2 separate regions of the Homo sapiens genome follow, and region 1 is linked to region 2. The links are chromatin loops, found by intact Hi-C in ENCODE. Cell type or tissue: sigmoid colon. All regions are shown on one strand. Links, peaks and the distances in the headings refer to the core of each region. The heading gives the core; the rest is flanking DNA.

Region 1 (8,330 bases), core at 125-8,124, 230 kb after region 2:
AATAAATTGTATTCAATTAGGAAAAGAGGAAGTTAAATTGCCCCTGTTTGCAGATGACATGATTGTATATCTGGAAAACCCCGTCGTCTCAGCCCCAAATCTCCTTAAGCTGATAAGCAACTTCAGCAAAGTCTCAGGATACAAAATCAACGTGCAAAAATCACAAGCATTCTTATACACCAATAACAGACAAACAGAGAGCCAAATCATGAGTGAACTCCCATTCACAATTGCTTCAAAGAGAATAAAATACCTAGGAATCCAACTTACAAGGGATGTGAAGGACCTCTTCAAGGAGAACTACAAACCACTGCTCAACGAAATAAAAGAGGATACAAACAAATGCAAGAACATTCCATGCTCATAGGTAGGAAGAATCAATATGGTGAAAATGACCATACTGCCCAAGGTAATTTATAGATTCAATGCCATCCCCATCAAGCTACCAATGACTTTCTTCACAGAATTGGAAAAAGCTACTTTAAAGTTCATATGGAACCAAAAAAGAGCCTGCATTGCCAAGTCAATCCTAAGCCAAAAGAACAAAGCTGGAGGCATCACGCTATCTGACTTCAAACTATACTACAAGGCTACAGTAACCAAAACAGCATGGTACTTGTACCAAAACAGAGATATAGACCAATGGAACAGAACAGAGCCCTCAGAAATAATTCCACATATCTACAACTATCTGATCTTTGACAAACCTGACAAAAACAAGAAATGGGGAAAGGATTCCCTATTTAATCAATGGTGCTGGGAAAACTGGCTAGCCATATGTAGAAAGCTGAAACTGGATCCCTTCCTTACATCTTATACAAAAATTAATTCAAGATAGATTAAAGACTTAAATGTTAGACCTAAAACCGTAAAAACCCTAGAAGAAAACCTAGGCAATACCATTCAGGACATAGGCATGTACAAGGACTTCATGTCTAAAACACCAAAAGCAATGGCAACAAAAGCCAAAATTGACACATGGGATCTAATTAAACTAAAGAGCTTCTGCACAGCAAAAGAAACTACCATCAGAGTGAACAGGCAACCTACAGAATGGGAGAAAATTTTTGCAATCTACTTATCTGACAAAGGGCTAATATCCAGAATCTACAATGAACTCAAACAAAGGTACAAGAAAAAAACAACCCATCACCAAGTGGGTGAAGGATATGAACAGACACTTCTCAAAAGAAGACATTTATGCAGCCAAAAGACACATGAAAATATGCTCATCATCACTGGCCATCAGAGAAATGCAAATCAAAACCACAATGAGATACCATCTCACACCACTTAGAATGGCGATCATTAAAAAGTCAGGAAACAACACGTGCTGGAGAGGATGTGGAGAAATAGGAACACTTTTACACGTTGGTGGGACTGTAAACTAGTTCAACCATTGTGGAAGACAGTGTGGCGACTCCTCAGGGATCTAGAACTAGAAATACCATTTGGCCCAGCCATCCCATTACTGGGCATATACCCAAAGGATTATAAACCATGCCGCTATAAAGACACATGCACACGTATGTTTATTGTGGCACTATTCACAATAGCAAAGACTTGGAACCAACCCAAATGTCCAACAATGATAGACTCGATTAAGAAAATGTGGCACATATACACCATGGAATACTATGCAGCCATAAAAAATGATGAGTTCATGTCCTTTGTAGGGACATGAATGAAGCTGGAAACCGTCATTCTCAGCAAACTGAGAAATGGACAAAAAACCAAACACCGCATATTCTCACTCATAGGTGGGAATTGAACAATGAGAACACATGGACACAGGAAGGGGAACATCACACACTGGGGCCTGTTGTGGGGTGGGGGGAGGGAGGAGGGATATCATTAGGAGATATACCTAATGTAAATGACGAGTTAATGGGTGCAGCACACCAACATGGCACATGTATACATATGTAACAAACCTGCACGTTGTGCACATGTACCCTGAAACTTAAAGTATAATTTAAAAAAAGGAAGTGAAGGACAATAAAAAAATAAAAAAATAATAATAAAAAAAGAAGTTGGGAAGAGGCAGGGACCCCTGACTGGTTTGGGAGACTCCAGGGCTTTGCCATCAGGGTTACAGCCTTCCACCAGGGTCAAGCTGTGGACACAATGATTGGTCTGTCCACAATACCTGAGTCTATGATCTGCCATCTGAACCCACTATACTATGAAATGGATTATTATTTCAAAGCATGAAGAAAATACAGGAGAGAAGTCATAGGGACCGAACATCCAATCCATTCCCCTGCCTCTAAGGAGGACTTCATCCAACCAACTCCAAGAAGCGCAAATCAATGGAGCAATGAAAATTGGACACAATTTTTAAACCATAAGCAGAGATCTCTTAAGACCCACCATGTCCTTTCAAATCCAAGTTCCCTTTTATTTCTTTCAGAGATGACTTGAGGCCTGTGTGACCCAATCACATCACTGGAAAACACCCTCATCTCCCCTGTGCTGCTCTGGAAGAGTCATCACCGGCCTGGACAGAGTCTCCACTGTGACATTTGGGAGTTTATTCTAGATATTTCTCATATTTGAAAATACAAAGCCCGTTGTTATCAAATTGGCCCAAGGCTTCCAAGACGAAGAAGCATTTAATCCTGGGGCTGCTTCTATAAATGTAACAATTATCCCAAGTCATGTAAGTGTCTTGGAGAAGTAATAGTAATAATGATGATGATGATGATGATGATGATGATGATGATGATGATGATGATAAGAGCCAATATTCATTGAGTGTGCCGGTCTCACAGTGTTTTACTTGTTTCAACTCCTTTGATCCTCCTAACTGCCTGGAGAGGCAAGAATTATTATCGCCCTCATTTTACCAAGATTGAAAGAGAAGCATCAAGAGATTTAGTAATTTCCCAAGGTACACACAATAGTAGGCAGAAGAGCCAGGATATGAAGCTACACAGTTTCAGGGTTTGAAGTCTTACGGAATTCAAGTTCAAATCCGGGTCTGCCACTTCACATACGCATGATCTAAAGAAAATGATTTCATGTCTTTGAGCTTCAGTTTCTCCCTAAAGAAAAAAAAAAGAAAAAAATCTCAGTTTATCCTAAAATGGGGGTGGCAATACCTACTTCTCTAGAAGTTGTTGAAAATTAAATAGAATACTCTGTAAATTTCTCAGCATGGGCCTGACACATAAAAGGGCATGGGTTCCCTTCCCTTCCCCTGTGTGGATGCAGGAAGTGAAGGCAGAGGCTGGGGAAGAGGGGGATTCTAAGGTCCTGGAACCCTAGAGAGGAAGCTTGCTGACTGCAGGAAATTTCAGACAAGGAGACAATTCTTGGGGTCTATTGAGATATGACAGGAACATTTCTAGAACAGGATCCCAGACGTCTCATACAATAGTAGTAAGAGGAATAGCCTAACCTTCATGCAGTTTACAGAGTACTTATATGTGCAGTAAGACTGTGATTGACACCATGGGTGCCTGAGGCAGGGCTCCTGTGTACAGTTGTGTAGGTTGCACACTGAAGCCGCCCAGATGGAGCCTACTTTTAGGGAGTGGTGGCATGGAGGGCTTGCCTGGTCACTTAAAGGAATCTTCGAGGGTCACAGGGGAATGAAACAGGGGGCTGAGCAAGTAGCAGTCAACATGCCCTTCCCAGTACAGGATAAGTGCTTGATAGATACTTGCTGAGTGATTAAATGATGGCTGGGGGAGTTGCCAGACTGGAGGCAGGGAATCGTGATTACAACAACTGAGGTGCAGGCTGGGCACTGGAATGCTTTCATCCTCTCCTTTTTGACTGCTGAGCACTTGCATCACTTCCAGTGTCTTGCTGTTGGAAACACTCAGCCTCACACGTTTTGCCCGGGCCTGTGCCTGGCTCCATCTGCCTCTGGCATTTCTCCCCACTTTCTGAGTCAGACTGGGGTGGGGAAAGGCTCCTTTAAAGGTGCCTAAGGAGAAGTGGCTGAGAAGCACTTCCTGGCACAGCCCTCGCCCTGGAATCAGAAAGGGCAGAGAAGACACAGCTCGTCTGCCCCAACTCCACCCCAGCTCAGGTCCAGGTTGCCTATGCATGTGAAACATCATCCTGCATGGAAAGCCACCTGATAAAAAGTGGTTCCAAGCAAAATTCATTTTTATTTGCCCACATCCACTTTAATACAAGTCATCACTCAGCATTCACACCCCACAGCCACCATCCATCTCGATGGATACCAGCTACCATCCTCCTAGAGCCACGGGCCAGAGCCAAAGCTCACTGCCCCAACATGCCCAAGTATCTCAATGTCACCTTTATGGCATTTAATCTATTTAACACTTATGAAGAACCAGAGGCTCCTAGGGCCTAATATTCAAACTAAATCTTGAACCCCAAATGAGAAAGAACCAGCCTCTCTGAACCCTGAAATGAAAATCTAAAGACAATTTTTTTCCTGAACCACGAACCAAAGCCAAATGTTCCCAAGAAATATCCAATGAACTATTTTGACCATGACTGTGAGCTTTGAAGTTAGTAAAACTGAGCCTCATTTCCCTATCTGTAGAATAAGGATAAAAGTGACCTCATAGAATGGTTTTGAAGGTTAAGATGAGCAACAGCTTATGGTCTCCAGATGGTCCCTGATACAGACTCAGCCCATCAGCATTCTTCTCCTAAAGCATTCCCCTTCTGTGTGGCAACCATTATTAGAGTGAGAGAAGGATGGCTTTGAATTTAAACACATCTCATGACCAGACACAGTGGCTCACGCCTGTAATCCCAACACTTTGAGAGGCCGAGGCGGGCAGATCACTTGAGTTCACAAGACCAGCTTGGGCAACATGGTAAAACCCCGTCGCTACTGAAAATACAAAAAATTAGCAGGCATGTTGGAGTAGGCCTGTAGTCCCAGCTACTAAGGAGGCCGAGGTAGGAGGATCACTTGAGCCGGGGAGGCAGAAGTTGCAGTGAGCTGAGATTATACCACTGCACTCCAGCCTGGGCAACAGAGCAAGACCCCATCTCAATAAATAAATAAACAAATAATAAATAAAAATACAAAAATTAGCTGGGTGTGGTGGTGCACACCTGTAATCCCAGCTACTTGGGAGGCTGAACCCACAGGCAGAGGTTGCAGTGAGCCCAGATCATGCCAATGCACTGCAGCCTGGGCAACAGAGTGAGACTCTGTCTCAAAAAATAAATAAGTAAATAAATAAAAATGAAAAGACACCTTGCTTCCTGGTTGCGTGACTCTTCCCTCCATTTGAACTCAGTTCTCACACATGGAAGGTGGGGTAATAAGAACCTTCACAGAGTCGTGTTCAGTACTTCCCTACCTTCATCAAGTAGCTTGCATTCCCCAGGGGCCATCTCCAATGTGCTCACAAACAAGCGGGGTAGTGTCTGGGTGGTGTTTGAAGGGATTTCCCCTCCTCTGGCTCCAGGGATTCCCCTGTGATGACACTGCACCTACAGAAATCCTGCCCCCTCCTCTGCCCACCTTACCAGTCTCTGACCAAGGGGGTCTGGTGGAGAGCACCACACCACTCCCCGCCTTTCTCTTATGGGGGTACCAACTCTACTCCGCTCATGCCCCCAACATCTTAAACAGTTTTAGAATTTGTCCTCACAGTTTTCACTCAAAATGAGACAAAGCCAAGGGACAAATCAGAGGGACAGTGGCCACACAGTACCCAGCATCACTCCTTGCTCCGCTTGCTAGGCCAAGCTGTCAAGGCTGGTTCCTGACACTTCCTTTAACGGGTTCACTGTGCAGAGATGCCCCACTAGTTCACCAGATGTGCTTGAACCCAACTCAGTGCGAGATGGGACCAGTGCTGTAACTCGTTACTTCCACCATCGTCAGTGAAACTTCCAAAGTCAGTGAACCGCAACACAGTAGGAAGACCTAAATGTTCCCTGAGCCGAACTTGAGCTGGTCTCTAGATGAGTGTGACATCTTCTTAGATGGAAGAAGGAAACTTAAAGTGTTTTAAAACAAATTTTATGTGTAAAAGTCATCAAAATTATAATACAATTAGAATATGAACATCTTAATAGAGATTTCATGATATTAGAGAATATGTTCATTTTTTGTAGGTGTGAAAATGGTATTGTGGTTTTGTTTGGTTTTGTTTGTTTCTTTGAGACAAGGTCTCACTCTGTTGTCCAGGCTGCACTCCAGCGCGATCATAGCTCACTGAAGCCTCAACCTCCCGAGCGCACGCAATCCTCCCTCCTCAGCCTCCTGAATAGTTAGGACTACAAGTGTGCGCCACCATGCCTGATTAGTTTTGTTCTTGTTTTTTGTAGAGACAGGGTCTTGCTATGTTGCCCATACTGGTCTCAAACTCCTGCCTCAGGTAGTCCTCCCACCTCTGCCTTCCCAAGTGTTGGAATTATAAGCATGAGCCACTGCACCTGGCCTATAATAAAAAGTTTTTATACCAGTTCTTTTAAGGTATCCACTAGATCTCAACTTCTGAAACCAGCCCTAAAACTGGACCTTTGAACTATACTGAGGCTAGCTCTTCTGTCAAAACTACTTGCCTGGCAGGCAAAAAAAAAAAACCATGCTATTCCCCCTCTCTACTCAAGAACCTTCCATGGCTCCCCATTGCCTTCACAATACAATATTTTTTGCCTCTCCTTTAAGACCTGCCACATTCCATCCCAGTGTAGCTTTCCACTGTTCTCTGCCTAGCCCCACTGAGAATGCCAAGCCAACGCAATATCAGACAGCATATGCCCCTCTGAAAAGGCCTGCATTTTCCCGTCTCTGATTCTGAGCCTTTGATCACCCTGTTCCTACCATCTAGAATTCTTTCCCTATTTTTTTTTTATTTATTTTTATTTTTAGACAGAGTCTTGCTCTATTGCCCAAGCTGGAGTGCAGTGGGAGTGATCTCGGCTCACTGCAACGTCCGCTTCCTGGGTTCAAGTGATTCTCCTGCCCAGCCTCCCAAGTAGCTGGGACTACAAGTGTATGCCACCATGCTTGGCTAATTTTTGTATTTTTAGTAGAGACCAGGTTTCGTCATCTTGGCCAGGCTGATCTCAAACTCCTGGCCTCAAGTGATCCACCCGCTTCAGCCTCTCAAAGTGTTGGGATTACAGGCGTGAGCCACTGTGCCCAGCCAAACTTTCTTAAATAATTCTTATATAGAAAAATGAAATAGAAGGACTTTCACTTCCAATCAAGGTGAAATAATAGAGACCAGATTTATACTCCTGACTGAAGCAACCAAAAAACAGACAAAATATATGAAACAAGAGTTTTCAGGGCATTGGACATGGTTAACAAAGGACAGTGATTCCTGAGTAGGGGGAAACAGACCAGGCAAGCCCCCCAGTTGTCCAGTTACAGCTCGGGTTTTCAGGCCACAACGCAGCAAAGGAAAGGCAGCTGGATCTCACAGGACAGAGTACCAGAGAGGAGAGAACTGTGCAGAGAGAGCTCCAGAAATGCTCAGTCTCTTGACTCTGTCCACTTCTCTCCATCCCCACTGTCACTACCTGATCCCAGACCACCATCATCTCTCATGAGGATGCCTGCAGCATCCCTTCCATCTAGTCACACTGCACAGATAAACTCATCCCTGAAGGCACTGCTCTACTTCCGGGAGCTCCCCATTGTCATCGGGATAAAGTACAGACTCCCCACTTCGGCTTTTAAGGCCTTTTATGATCTGGCCCTGCCTGTTTTTTCCAGTTCTCTTTTATCCCTCCCCAACGTCACATTTCACATAGAGTCAATACTTGCTATTTCTGAGTTCTCCATACTCACTCTTGCCTCTAGGCTTTTGCACATGTAGTTTCCTCTACTTATGTTTCCATCTCTTTCCTCCACTCCTTTGTGGTATCTCCTTGCGGCCACTTCCTCTGAGAGGAAGTCTCCCTAACCCCACAAGACTGCACCAGATACCCCTCCTGGGGGCTCCCGTAACTCTGTGTCCCTCCTTCTAACACTGCCTGAGAAATGTATGTCTATCCATCTTCTGCCATAGGCAGTGAGCTCCCTGAGAGCAAGGACTTGATGATATTCCCTGCTGGGTTCCCAGCACCTAGCACATAGTAAGCACTCAATAAACACTTATCAAATTATCGACTGCCTCGATGGTCACATGCTATCTTACAGCAGTCAGCACATGATCCGTCTGCCTCCAAAACCCATGTCCTTTTATTCCTCTGGAACACACAGGAGGGGCTGGGGAGAAGGCTATGGACTGACAGTCTTTGGAAGTTTACCTTCAAGCCTACCCTAATTGTGTGTGTGTGTGTGTGTGCACATTTAGGCAACCTCTACTTCCATTCCCCTAATGCATGGTTTCCAACCATGGCTGCTCTTTGGAATCATCCGG
Region 2 (8,330 bases), core at 306-8,305:
TTGCTGAAATATGACAACACCTGGAGACAATGGATTCCTTTCTGGGGAATTTACCCCTCTGCTGCTGCTTGAGGGCAAGCGTCCTGTCTTCTCTTCCCCTGGTATATAAAATGAGGCTCTTCATTTGTTGGCTGAATGAATGAAGGTCAGAAAAAGAAAACTCAACTTCTCATCCTCCAGTAATGGAACAATCAAGTTGGGAGAAATCACAGAGAAAAAAATCACGTCCCAATTTTGCTGATGAGGAAACTGAACTTCAGAGGCAGGAAATAACTCTCAGAAGGTTGCAGAGAAGGTGAGGAATCGAAACAGGCCATAAGCAGTGACAAGTCTGGTAATGCCAGAGTAGTTTTTCTGCAGTAAAGATTTCCCTTCCTGCTTGCCTTTCCCCTGATTCTGGGGCTCTCCCTTGGTCCAGATCATTTGGGCCGAGAGAAACAAAACCCAGGTGCATTGCCATCTAAGCAGAATATGCTGAGAAAATCACCCTCACAAATTCCATAGTCACCTACAAAGTACTTCAGGTTATCACCAGCCCTTTTCTCCCTCTGGTCCCCAGGATGCGTATGTCTTCTCTCAGAACTCTTTCTGGGCCGGGTGCAGTGGCTTACACCTGTAATTCCAGCACTTAGGGAGGCTGAGGCAGGAGGATCACCCGAGGTCAGGTTTCACTAACATGGTGAAACCCCGTCTCTACCAAAAATACAAAAATTAGCTGGGCATGGTGGCGGGCGCCTGTAATCCCAGCTACTAGGGAGCCTGAGGCAGGAACCTGGGAGGCGGAGGTTGCAGTGAGCCGAGATTACGCCAATGCACTCCAGTCTGGGCAACACAGTGAGGCTCTGTCTCAAATAAATAAATAAATAAATAAATAAAAATAACAGAGAGATGTTAATATCATCATCATCATGGTATGTTCTTGAAGTTCTCAAACAGCAGGAGGTAACCCTGTTAAGTGAAACCAATTTAACAGCTTGTAAACAGCATTCTAAAAATGAAACGGTAACACAGAATATATATTTGAGTGCATAAGAATTGTTTCATAAAACATTTGTTTTACACATGTACATAGATACATACACATATATACATACGTACACACACAGGTATTTCCTATCATGGGGCATGACTGAGTTTGAAAGCTACTGTTCTAAGGCAACATTTCTCTAAAGATGATTGAAAGGAGTGTTTTTCTTTCTTTTCTTTTTTTTTTTTTTTAATTTTTGAGACAGGGTCTCACTCTGTTGCTCAAGCTAGGGTGCAGTGGTATGATCACAGCTCACTGCAGCCTCAACCTCCTGAGCTCAAGTGATCCTCCCACCTCAGCCTCCCGAGTAGCTGAGACTACAGGTGCGCGGCACCACGCTTAGCTAATTTTTTTTGTTTGTTTTTGTTTTTGTAGAGACATGGTTTCGTCAGGTTGCCTAGACTGGTCTTGAACTCCTGAGCTCAAGCAATCTGCCTGCCTTGGCCTCCCAAAGTGCTTGTGGCTTACAAGCCTGAGCCACTGCGCCTGGTCTATTTTTCTAACTTTAGTAATTTGCATTTGCATACCACTGCCATTATTGTTGTCATATCAGAATACTACCTATAACATTATTTACTAAATTCTTGTCTTTGAGTTGGCTCACTTTAACCATTTTTGCCTCATTGTAACAGCAATATTCAGAAAATTTATATTTAATACTACATATTACATTTTTTTCCATCTAAAACCATCTCTCATATGAGCACCACCTTTTGGGAAACGCTGGTGGCAAGGAGTGTCACATGCAAAAGCCCCTTCCAGAAGTCAAGCTGGGAGCCAGAAAAGCTGTATGATGTTGGGATGTTGGGTGAGCCCCCACCCCCTGCCCCCGGGGTCCTTCTCTGCCCCTGGAGGCAGGCCCAGTCCTGCTGCTGGGTATCCCAAGTTCTTGTGGTTGACCTTCCCGCAGTGGCCACCTCAGGAAGAAAAGGGCAGGCCCTATCTGCCTGTGGACTGGATCTTTCTTGGGATGTTCCCGCCAGTGGAAAAGGCCAGGACCTCGATCTGCCTTTCTGTAGTGAGCTGCATCCTGCTGCTGCCCCAAGATCGAAGAATTTCCTTTCTTGTCCAGCTTTGATTCCATTGATGGGATTAGGCACCCCCCACGGCCGTGTCCTTTGATGTGGTCAGGGGGTAGCAGGGAGATTTCAGGCCCAGGGAGCAAATCTTAATCTTCTTCGAGCTTCTCTGGGATCAGCACCGGGGTAAACCCATTACAACCCTGCCCTTTCATCCCCCCAGGACACCGGCTCCTCCCGGCTCCTGAGTCTCAGAGATCCTAAGGGTTTGTCAGATTTGGAGCGAGCAATAAAAGGGGAAGAGAAAGCAGAACACTAACTCCAGACCCCCTCCAGCCCCGGCTGCATCTCCAGCAACGTCAGGGCATCTTCTTTCTTCCCTTCTAATCCTGCGCTCCCACAAAATGGCGATTACAGAGGCCTGGGGCCAGCGCTGTCCATGCCCCAGCACTGGGCATCTCTGCCAGCGCTTGGCCGCCATCCCTCCCCCAGCTACGCACTCCTGGGAGCACCAGCTCCTGGACATGTCCTACCCAGGGATCCCGATGTGGGGATCAGATAAACCAGATATACCACTCAACCCTTACCAAAGTGAAGTTTAGAGACAGGGTCTCCCTCTGTCACGCAGGCTGGAGTGCCGTGGTGCGATCATAATTCACTGTAGCCTCTAACTCCTGGGCTTCAGCGATCCTCCCACCTCAGGTGTGTGCCACCACGCCCAGCTAATTTTTTTTTTTTTTTTAACTTTTTGTAAAGACAGAGTCTCACTATGTTCCCAGGCTGGTCTCAAACTCCTGGGCTCAAGCAATCCTGCCTTGGCCTCCCAAAGTGCTGGGATTACAGGTGTGCGCCACCGTGCCCAGCCTCATAGTGAGATTTAAAGGCATGATCTGGGTTGGTGAGGCCAGGAAAGAGAAGGCAGGAACATAGCTAATATCTATGTCGGGACACAAACAGATATGTCACGTTATTTTCTTTAAATGGCTCCAAATCTCGACCTGAAGAGGTTGGGAAACTCAACCTCAGTGGTTATTTGGGCTTCCCCATCACCCACGGTGCCTGGAATCCTGGCCATCTTGAGGCTGGGGATCTTGGTAGAGGCCTGGTTCAGGTCCCAGAGGAGACACGCAGTTACTCTCCCACATCCTGGCGTCTCCGGAGAGACAGTGGGGCAGCAGGTCTCCACCAAGGGGATTCCACTGACCTCCCACCCCTCGCTAATCTTGGGACAGCTCTTACTCAGCCTCAAAGCTTTTCTGTCCCACTCCTTTTCCACAGTCTCCCTAAAGGAACTCAGCTTTTCAAACAGCACAGCCAGGAAGAGAGGTTGTCTGCAGGCCGCTGGAACTGGGAGTTGAAAGCACGAAATTTTAACATCTCAAGAAAGTATGCTGCCCGGTACTATGCTTGGCACTTTAATTTATAATCTTTGCCACCAAAGCCCTGCCAGAAGTGCCCGGCGGCTCCAGGTTCTAGATGGGGAAGTTGAGGCCGGCGGCAGGCGCGCTCCACCGGGCGGGGGCGCGGCCCGGGAGCGGAGCGGCCGGCAGGGGGCTCCCCGCGCCGGTCTCCGCGGGAGGAAGCGCTGGCAGCTGCTCGGACGGGTCAAAGGAGGAAAAGGGAAAATTACTGGGCTCCGGGGCGGGAAGGACTGCGTGACTGGGAGGAAGGCACTCCAGACTGTCGAGTAGGGCCGCCCGCGTCGGGACCCCATCCCCGGGGCAGTGCGGGCCACCCGGGACCTGGGAACCCGGGCCACCCCCCACCGCCGTCAGGGTCTCTCCCGCCGGTGCCGCAGGCTGGAGCGGGCGTCGCGGCCGGGGGCGGTGCCGCCTAGGGGCGGGCGAAGGGCGGGCCGGGGCGGGGCGCCGTCCGCTCGGCTCCGGGAGGCGGTGCGGGCGGGCGCTGGCCGCGTCCGCCCGCCGGGAGCCGCGGGGCGCGCAGCCTTCCTGATGTGTCACCAGCACGTGGAGCCAGGTCGGGCCGCGGCGAGCAAGCCGACCCCCCCAACTTTCGAGGGGTCTCGCCGCCCCGCTCCTCTCCCGGCTTCGTCGGGCTCGCTCTCCTAGCGGAGGGGGCGGCGGCGGCCCCCAGGTCCCGGGCAGGTCGAGCGAGGCCACGGCCCCCGGCCAGGAGTTCGAGGGGCTCCCGGAACGTCGGGGCGCGGGCCCCGGCTAGCGGCTATGGCCCCCGTGCCCAGGCAGCGGTGCGGGCTCGGCCTTGCGGGAGGGTGCGGCCTGCTGCGAGAGGTCGGCCACGGCTCCTGCCCCGCGCCCCGCGCCCCTCGCCCGCCGAGCTGAGCGCAGGTAACCGAGGCAGAGCGGAGCTGGGCCTCGCAGGCGCGGCGTGGGAGCGTGGCGAAGTTTCTCGGCGCATAACTCTTGCGCCCCACTCGGGAGTGGGGCTGCGGTGGGGAGGCTTTGGTCCCCGCACCTCCCCCTCCCCCAGCGCTGTCCCTCGGCCTGAGCCGAGGCGGCCCGGGGGTGGCGTGGAGGCCGCCGAGCGTCGTGTAACCCTTGGAGGGCTGGGTTTGGAGCCCGCGACCCGAGGTCGGGCGGGGCGGTGGACTTTCCCGGGGAACGCCGCCTGAGGGACACCCAGAGCTTCGGCGGAGCGGAGCGCGGTGCACAGAGCCGGCGACCGGACCCAGCCCCGGGAAGCCCGTCGGGGACGCACCCCGAACTCCGAGGATGGGAGCTGAGGGCTGGGTCTTTGCGGGCGAGATGAGGGTGTCGGATCAACTGGCCTACAAAGTCCCAGTTCTCGGCCCCCGGGACCAGCGTCTTCTCCCCGGTCCTCGCCCCAGGCCGGCTTCCTCCCGGGCTGGCGTGCGCTCCGGCCAGGCTGCCTCTCAGGTCCACGCTGGAGAAGGAGTGGTGAGGTGCGCTCGCCCCGGCTGCGTGCGGTGATTCGGGAAATCCCCGCACTTCGCTGGAGAAATAGCGACGCTCTCGGAAGTGTGAGTCGGTCACTGCTTGGGGTCCGTACCCTTTGGGCAGACGTGGACCGCGCCCCGGCGACCTGGGTTGAGTGGACAGACGGGACCCGGCTTACCCATGGGCCAAGCCCTGCCACTTACCGAGGCCTGCCCTGCTGTGCTTTCCAGGGCGGCAACCTTGAGCTTGGGGGTGGGGAGAACGGGGCCTGACTTCTAGAATTGCCCCTGGGGAGGTGGGAAGCGGAGGTTTGGCCCGGTGGCGCAGGAAGCCCCTGTTCCTCTCCCAAACACCATTTCATTAAAGATGGATCTTTGTGGATGTGTTCCCAATGGCCGGTCTTTTGTTCCCTGACCGATGCAACATAATGTGGACCCACTCTAGTCCTCTTCAAGTTTTTTGCTGGAATTCCTTAAACTCTCCTTTAAAGTCTCTTATCTATTCCTCTAGTGCGTTTGCTTCTACTCCCCGAAAACAAAAACCCACCAACCCCTGAAACCTCGGGTTTGCCTGGTGTTGGAACTTTGGTTATTTGTCCTTTGTTTGTGTTGTGTTTTTGGCTCTTGGCCGTGGAAAAACATCTGGGGACATGCAGTGAGGTGACTTGAACTGTGTGAAGAACTGGTTGACAAAATAGGGAACGTCTGGTCCCTGTCTTACTTGGCTTTGGAAAACAGGAGAGGTTTTTAGGAGCTGGGAGGAGGGAGGGTGAGAGGGAGGAACCATCACGGCCAGGTTGGCCCACCCCTTGCCAGGTCGTGTAAAAACCCATTCAAGAGGCATTTTCCCACAGGCTCCCTGCCTCTGCAGGCCACGTGTAGAGTAGTCCTTTGCAGGCGTCCTGCCCATACTGTTGTCCCTGTTTTGGGGGCATGTGGGAGCCAACACAGGGGAGTCAGGTGTGTGGTAGGCAGTCAGGTGTGTTTTGGGGTCAGGGAGGCAGGTTTGGGCCTGGGAGGCCAGGAAGGGACATACCCCGTCCTGCAGTTGGCCTGACTTTTGTCCATGTTAGCTTTGTCCTGGAGGCTTACCCAGTGGAACATGCAGATGTCAGAATTATGGGAGAAAAGAGTTTGGCCATGGGGTAGATTTCTGAACATCTTGACAAATTCTTAGTTTGGAGACAAAATTGTCTAGGAGTGGAACTGATGGGAGCTTCAACTGGAGACCTCGCCCCTAATTAAGAAAAATGCTCTTTGGAGCGCTGAATCAGCTTGGGAAAACAAAGTTCTCCCTTTGAACCAATGCCTCTCCCAGCCCTGGGGATCAGTGTCTAAAAGTAAATGAAGTGGAAATCTCCAGAATATTGCGTGGTCATAAAACATCCCAGAAGTGGGCTGGAGCAATGAGATGCCGAAAAGCAGGCCTGGCTGGCTGCCCTGCACCCACCCTGGAGGGGACCGGCTGGGGAAGGTGGACTCACAGGGCTGGGAATGAGGCCTGAGGAGCACTGTGGTGCCCCCGGCAGTTTCCCTCAGGCTGTGCCCCATTCTTTCTGGGTCTGGCCAGGGCTTTAGAGATTTTTAGGAAATGACTTGGTGCTTCGTTTCTTTGGGGGAAGTGAGTGATTAGGTTTTTCCTTCTTGGGTTTTTTTCCTTTGCAAAATGTGATTGAATCAGCTATGCAGTAGGCTGGGCTAGCCTGGCCTCCTGCAACTGATTTATGCTTCCGTGTAAGCCGTTGTATTGAGGAATTGTGTTGTAGTGGAGAGCTTTTTGATTTTGCTCTCTCTTGAATTCATAGTTTCCTGGAGCAGAGGCCTCCTTCCTGGCTCCTACCCCCACCCCCAGTCCCTCTTTCAAAGATGGGTACCTCAAGGTTTCAAGGGGAAGTAGCTTGAACATAGACTGATTTACCCTGGAGCCTTCTTCAGGAAGCAGCTAAATGCAAGGTAGAAAGCTGGTAGGAGGGGGAGGGTTTTAGCGAGACCTGCAGGGAGACTGACGGAAGACTCCTAAAAATCCAGCTGGACTCCCTGTCCTGCCTACTGGGAAGAAACTTGCATTCCCTCAACTCTTAGGTAAATTGCAGACTGGTGAATAATTAACCTTGCCTTTTTGGCTTTTTTTTTTTTTTTTTGAAAAAGAAAAATCCCAACCTATGAAAGATTGAAGATCAGTTTTTGTCCAGCAGGATCGGAATGACAAAGGAAGTATTGGGAGAAGCCAGTCCTCTCATCTTCACTCCTAGCAACTCTGGAAGTTCTGAACCTCAGAAGAAATCCCTCCGGGGTTTTGTTGGTGGCCATCCCTGCCGAGCCCCTGGCTGCTTCCCTGGGTTTCCTTTGGTTCCTCTTTGCCCAAAGCTGAGCTGTCTGAATGGTGAGGATTCTCTCCTCCACTTTGTCTAGCAACAGCTTGGCCCTTGATACTGCAGGAGGAGTTAATTCCGCTGCTGGGCCAGTCTACAGCCCTCTGCGCGGGCTGGTAAATATTTGGCCAGTCTCAGTTCTTTTTACACAAAAGAACAGCACTCCTAATCTGTGATAAGTCCCTGAAAGAGAGTTGTCTCAGAAGCAAGGGATCATTTTGGTTTCCGTGAAGGGTTTTTTTCTTGAAGCAGCCCAGTGTGAAGGCCATGGAGGCGCACTTTGCGTCCAGATGTGCTTGGGTTCCAACTGCGGCTCACCAGCTGCATGGCTTTGGCCCAGTGACTTCTCTGTGCCCCAGTTTCTTCTCTTGCGGGATGAGGGTTATGATACCTACCTTGTAAGTGTGTGGCGAAGCTTACGAAAGATGTATGTCAGGGTGTCTGGCACAAACCAGTAGATCTCCGACTGGTAGTCTTTGTCCCCTGGCTCTTTTTTTTTTAATAAAGATTTTCAAATTATTATTTTATTTCTTTTTCTTTTCTTTCTTTTTTTTTTCTGGGACAGATTCTCACTCTATTGCCCATGTTGGAGTGCAGTGGCACGATCTCAGCTCACTGCAGTCTCCACCTCCCATGTTCAAGCGATTCTCCTGCCTCAGCCTCCCGAGTAGCTGTGATTACAGGTGCCTACCACCACAGCCGGCTAACTTTTGTATTTTTAATAGAGATGGGGTTTCACCATGTTGGCCAGGCTGGTCTCGAACTCCTGACCTCAAATGATCTGCCTGCCTCAGCCTCCCAAAGTGCTAGGATTACAGGTGTGAGCCACTGTGCTCGGCTTGTTTATTTTTCTTTTTTTTTTCTTTTTTCTTTCTTTCTTTTTTTTTTTCTTTTTTCTTTCTTTCTTTTTTTTTTTTTTTTTGAGACAGATTCTCACTCTGTCATCCAGGTGGAGTGCAGTGGTATGGTCTCTGCTCACTGAAACCTCTGCCTCTTGGGTTCAAGTGATTCTCCTGCCTCAGTGGGATTACAGGCGT

The links. Peaks named below come from ENCODE experiments on the same cell type or tissue, not always from the same donor. Only the 100,000 strongest peaks of a DNase experiment are listed, where the experiment ranks them.
Region 1: a loop joins it to region 2, with 4 times the contacts of the local background. A loop is called at or near these places in 3 of 110 quality-filtered maps.

What each region holds. Positions count from the first base shown.
Region 1 is chr17:31,784,558-31,792,887 of GRCh38, forward strand. No RefSeq gene overlaps it. Among named protein-coding and RNA genes, the nearest start is that of COPRS, 71 kb to the right of the region's middle. RefSeq lists an enhancer at 3,346-3,846. In sigmoid colon, for the core only: no CTCF peak of the experiment used is centred there; a DNase peak (open chromatin) is centred at 3,894.
Region 2 is chr17:31,555,265-31,563,594 of GRCh38, forward strand. MIR193A (microRNA 193a) reads left to right here and starts at 4,732; the gene lies at 4,732-4,819. RefSeq lists enhancers at 1,787-2,411, 3,745-4,535 and a silencer at 3,514-4,003. In sigmoid colon, for the core only: a CTCF peak has its summit at 3,590 (motif pointing right); DNase peaks (open chromatin) are centred at 3,677, 3,947, 4,713, 5,758 and 2 weaker places; H3K4me3 peaks cover 4,536 bases; H3K27ac peaks cover 2,474 bases.